2 separate regions of the Mus musculus genome follow, and region 1 is linked to region 2. The links are chromatin contacts, found by Hi-C in ENCODE. All regions are on one chromosome and are shown on one strand. Each heading gives the region's core, a stretch centred on a gene start or an enhancer-like site at or near the end of the contact. The rest is flanking DNA. Distances are from core to core; before and after follow the strand shown.

Region 1 (2,920 bases), core at 376-2,875, 170 kb before region 2:
ACCTTACCTTTTTTTGTCATGTCGATGATATTTTGTGAGTCCAGCCCATATAGATTGCAGATGTTTTCAAATTCTCTCTGATGAGTCTTGTCAAGCAGTATGGAGCGCCCTGGGGACAGATTTGGGACTTTTTGTTGGGGAGCAGTCCCAAGGCACCATTCCATAATATGTCTAGGGCCCATGGAAGATGCCCTCCCAGTGGCTGGGATTCCCAAACAGATAGGGTCGGGTTACCATAGAGTGCCAGCACTTGGGTCTTGGTCCCATTCTTGATGTTCTGCATGTAGAAGATGATATACATGCTGTAGTCGGTCTCCAAGAGCAGCACCTTGTTTTTCCCCTCATCTGCACAGAGATATAGCTTAGCATACCCTCTGCCTGGGCACTGGTATACCCCCTCACTTCTGCAATGAATGCCATGTGACTTATGTAGCTTCTGTTAAAGCAAGCATTGGAAGGATGTGAGAGTTTGAATGCCCAGTGCTAGCTCAGGAGACTGTGGTATGGAAGTGTAGATAGCAGGGTATTATAGCCCCATCTGTGCGTTTGTGTGCTGCCTCCACAAACCTCAGCACAGTACTCTGGCTGTGTGATAGTTCCAAGCTAGTACTGTCCAGAGAGAGGGCTAGGCTGTGGACCCTTAAGTTGTACCTAGACTGGTGGGCACGGCCTCAGCAGAAAAGACTCCTGGCAATCAGATTAGAAAGAACAGGGCCCCACTCACAGGCAACAGAGAACTCCCCATTATTCTTAGTCTTTTCACAGACCATGGTCACAGCTACACATTCTCCTTGCAACCTGGAGGACAGTGAGGGGAGAAGATCAGAGCAAGCACCAGGCCCATCCCCCTACCTTGGCTTCTGTGACCACTCCAGTAGGGGCCTTTCAGCTTAACTCACTCAGAGGAGCACAGAACACAGCAACAGGCCAGGAACCCCCTGATCCCATCATGCTGATCTGCAGGGAAGAGCTGGTGAAGTCCACACACTGGCCCAAGTGTGCAGATGTGTGAGTGTATGAAGTTCCTGTGGGGCATGGGAACATATTCTCCCCTAGTTTCAGCGTAGGGGGCAATACACACATGAAATGGAAGTCAAACTGCAGGCTGCCGTTATTTAAGAGCTTGATGTTCCGGATGAAGAGCCTCAGGTCTCCATTTTCTTCAATGCGAGTCATGTTATCTGAGGCTATGGAATCGAGGTACCAGGTCCCGGAAATCTGGAAGGAAAGGCTGAGTGGTGGAGTCCTGTACCACCTCTGGGACTGCTTGGCCCTCACAGTCTCAATCCTGGGTGAGTCTCTAAACATTAGCTCTAAGCTGGGACCTCCTTCTGCCTTTTCTGCCCTCCCTCTGCTCCATTTCTCCCAAAGCTCCTTCTGCACCCTCTGGTTGCCATCATGGCTAGGAATGTGAGGGACTCTCATGGCCTAGACACTCCTTTTCCAGGTCAGCCCCCTCCCCAATAAAGTGAGACAGGTGCTTTTCATGAAGCCTGGCCTAGCCTTAGAAGGCTCGGCCCACCCTGGCCAGGTTGTAGTCTCTCCGCACAGCAGTATGCAGGTTGAACTGCGCAGTGGCCAGGCTCAGCACCAGGCCCAGGACTAGTAGTAGTACCATTCTCTCTGGTGGACACCTTGGCTAGCATCTCCCTTATGCCCCTTTCTGTTCTGCGGTTGCCAGCCTGTCCACACACATCCTGTGCCCTGTTGGAAGGCAGCCAAAGGTCCCCATTTAACTGGTCACATTCTAGAGCTGGCCACAGAACCCACTTGAATGGATATGTAGCTGGGTCAGAAAGTGACAGGGGAAGTTGGGACCAACAGGGTTTGGCTATCAGGTCCCTGGACCCAGGCCAGCCTGCTGAGATCATGTGGGAGACTCTGAGTCCTTGTTCTGTGTGTCTAAGCTCAGAAGTTAAAACTCAGAGAGCCCCAGTGTTTGAGTCCTGACAGCTGGCCTCAGTGTTTCTGTTTGAGGCCTTTGGCTACTCACAAACCAGCAGTATGGCTTGCAGCTCAAGCTGACAGCAGAGTCAGCCACCATGCTTGGAGGATCTCACTGAAATCAGAGTGTGGCTACAAAACTCCAGGAGAGACCCTGAGTGAGAGGGTACTCATAGCATCAACCCCTGAGCTGAGGGGTCCTGAGAGAATAATGTTCTGGAGTTTGAGGGTACAGTGGTTCAGGAACACAGACACAGGGTCAGACATGTTCTCATTCCGGCTGGAGACTGGCTGTGGGAGGTGGTGGTGAAATGTGTTCTGGAAATGTCTGCACAGCCCTACCAGGTGGGTCACAGGTCTCTGGCTCCCACTGCCTCCAGGCACCGGTGTGTTGGTGGCATTGAAAGAAAGACTATTCCTCTGAATGAATAAGGCTAAGCTTGGCAGCCAGGGCCGGAAGAGCTCAGCACCTCGTCAATCCAGAGGGCAGACACCCACTGGCTGCCACTTCCCTACGTGGGTAGTTCTGTCATTGATCTGCCCGACTAATGTGGTTCAGAGATGAAGGATAGGAACCCAATGGCCCCCAGGTACCAGGCAGGTATCAAGCATTGTTAAAACCACACAAGTTAATATCAATGGTAGGTTGTTGGACATCTAAGCATCCTTTCTGAGGATCATTTTCCTATAAAGATGTTAGGACAGGGCAGTATAATTCCAGTGCTGTTGAACTCTCCACTGCTTCCCCAACTGCTTTGAGCAAAAGAGCTCTCAGTTCAACCACTTATACTACTACACACAGGCTGTTGAGCCCTTTCTGGCTTTAGCCCCTAAGCTTTGGTCTAACCCAGGACTGTTTGTGCTGGACTTTTTCCTGCCACAAGCCTTGGGGTATTCCTGGTGAGTCCACATGCTTGGTGGTCTAGCAGATGGACTTCTGTGGGTTATGGAAAAGAAGCAAGGCTGTGATTGGTTC
Region 2 (2,817 bases), core at 52-2,551:
ATGGAAAAGGCTAGCCCACATACTGATGATCCCACCATTATAAGAGGTATAGCCTTGTCTAATTTCAACTACATATATGGCTCTTCCTTCCCAGCAGGCCACATCCCTAGTGACCCAAGTCTCTTACCTGTTGTACACGGCTTTCACAGTGACATTCCCCCCACTGAAGGTGAGGAACAAGCCCTCTACCCTCCTTTGAGCCTTCAGCACCAGTTTTTGGTCAGAAGCAACAGCCACTTCCTTCCAGAATCCTGCAATCTAGAGAACAGAACTAGAGATATCCCTGGCTTTGCTCAGCCAAGCTGAACTGGGTCTCCAGCCCCTGGGCTGGAGAGGGTGTTTCAGGGACGCTCGGGCAGCAGTTGGATGGGCTTGAGGGGCAATCCATAGTCGTGAGACTGGAAGCCACTTATTCTCGGCCGAGTTTTCCTTCCCAGGGGAAATGTCCCTTCCAGAAGACACTGACACAATGTTCACTCCTGGTTTGCCAGGAGACCTTTCCAGCAAGGGTGTGGGGAGCAAGCATCCAGGCTTACAGCTTTCATACTGAATGAAGCATGGTTCTACTAATCTCAGCCTCCCCAGGATCATGATCTCCTGCAGTGGCAATGTTCTCAGAGCACAGGACATCACCTGAAACTTTTAGAAACTCATTACTGTTACAAGAGACAATAATCTGTATCCCCCAAAACCTGACCCCTCTGACGTTACAGTGTGAGTCTGGAAGTCTCAGGAAGAATGGGGGATTGGGGCATAGAAGGAAGAATTCAAGCAACAAGCTGCCTGCCCTGGAGAAGTCCTCTTCTGGCTCCACAGTGCACAGGGATAGGGTCTTAGGAACCCTATGAACCAGGAAGCAGGAAGGGACCCCAAATTTGTAAATCACCAAGGACCCTTGAAGTGACCAGCTTGTGGACAGCAACTCCGCCTCAAGACAGGTGGAACATGAGAGAACTCAGAGAGGGGAGAGATCCACAGACCTCAGAGGTCTACTAGGGACTCACACTGCCTGCTGTCTTAGGGATGGAGGCCCCAAGAGTAGGTCTGGCCCCTGACAGCTAGGCTGCAACCAACAGGAGTTAGATGGAAGGGAAGAGAGACTTCAATGGTTGTACACTCTGCTCCCTCCCTGTCCAACTTTCCATTAAGCCCCAGTAGGGCTTCGAAGCCAAGAAGAAAGAGGCACCTTCTCTGGTACAAGCTCCACCCTGGTAGACTCAGCTTGTAGCAGGAACACCAGGAAGAATCCGCAGACATTGCTCAGCAGCCTAGCTTCCATCTCAGGGCCTGGCTTGTGGCTTCTGTTTATGCAAGGTGGGAGCTTATATTTGGAGAGTGTGCAAGCATGTGCAACCACTTAGAGAATGTCATTGGACAAAGCTGGCTGTCAGCTGCTCAGAGACTCAGCTTCTGCTCAAATGCTATCAACCCCCATCCAGAGAGGTGTAGGACCAAGCTAAGATGACAGTTAAGCTGCCTCCATCCTAGCATGTGGACAGTGATGAACTATGCAGTAAGACTGCACCAACCAAGTCCAGCCCCACGCTCTGAGCTATGAACTGGACAAGCTATTTATCTCAGTTTCTCCATTTGTAACAATAAGCTTAAAACAATAACAAAATATTGAACTGAACAAGGAGGCCTGAGTCTCCAACCAGGAACCTTATACCTTATACCTTGCAGCATTCTGCATTCCCTCCATTCTGTGTGTGTATATTTTTTTATATAGTATCTCTATCTGTGTGGTGTGTTATATATGTTTGTATGTGGTATCTGTGTATGTGTGTGTTATATATGTTTGTGGTATTTGTGTGTGGTATGTATGTTTGTATGTGGTGTTTGTGTGTGGTGTGTATGTTTGTGGTATTTGTGTGTCTGTGTGTCTCTGTGTATATAGTGTTCATGTCTTTGTTCTTGGTTGGGGAAAGCATACAAATAGTCACATGGATGTGGAAGCCAGAGTTCAACCTCAGGTGTTGTTCCTTTAGTACAAGTCACTTTGTGTTTTCATTTGTTTTGCTTCATTAGTTAGTTAGTTAGTTAGTTAGTTAGTTAGCTAGCTAGCTAGCTAGCTAGTTAGTTAGTTTATTGATTGGTTGGTCAATTGGCTGGTTACTTATTTTTTGAGACAGAGTTTCTTACTAACCTGAAGCGTGCTGAGTAGTCTAGGCTGCCTAGCCAGTGAGCCCCAGAGATCCCACTATCTCTGTCTGTCCAGCACTCACCATGTGATTTCAAATACACACCACCATGCCTGGCTTTTATATGGGTTCTGAAGAAAGTACTTTACCAGCTGAGCTATCTTCCCAGCCCCAACGACAAGGTTTTTCACACCTCTCAGAAACAAACAAACACCTCTCAGACCACAGAGAATTTTTTTAAGGCAGACAACTTTTATCTTTAAAATCAACTTTATTTGTGATTGATACTAAAACAAAGTCTCCCATTCGCTAGGAAAATAAAAAAACTAAAAATATTAGTTTTTCTCACAATTGTCTATTTCCTCCAAATAAAAAGGAAAGAAACAGGATAAACAGGGACCATGAAGCACCCTGAATGCAAAGCCCTCCCTGACTGACACCCCCAAAATGACTTAGTCACCTTGTGACCCAAATCTCTAACCTCCAACTTGTGTAGCAGAGAAATAGGTCTTGAGTGTCCCAGGGCACCCCAAAACAGCTCTACCCAGGTCAGCACCCCTCATCCTGTAGGAACAGTCTAATCTTTTGGACCCACCTGGAGCTGCTCAAGACCTGGACAGCTCACAGGAAATCCACTGAAGCCCACCCTCCAGAGGGAACCAGGCACAGAAGACAT

Evidence for each region. A loop is a pair of places that touch in the nucleus more often than their neighbours do.
Region 1: a map of regulatory T cell shows a loop between it and region 2 (2.4-fold over the local background). The contact joins the promoter of Lcn9 here to the promoter of Lcn8 in region 2. A Hi-C loop is called at or near these places in 3 of 37 maps with a recorded cell type or tissue (regulatory T cell and v-Abl transformed pro-B cells).

What each region holds. Positions count from the first base shown.
Region 1 is chr2:25,821,858-25,824,777 of GRCm38, reverse strand. Lcn9 (lipocalin 9) reads right to left here and starts at 1,625. Exons shown (of 7, transcript NM_029959.2): 1 at 1,523-1,625; 2 at 1,082-1,218; 3 at 725-798; 4 at 235-345; 5 at 8-109. The coding sequence starts at 1,618.
Region 2 is chr2:25,651,602-25,654,418 of GRCm38, reverse strand. It overlaps Lcn8 (lipocalin 8), which reads right to left and starts at 1,301. Exons shown (of 7, transcript NM_033145.1): 1 at 1,187-1,301; 2 at 128-258. The coding sequence starts at 1,279.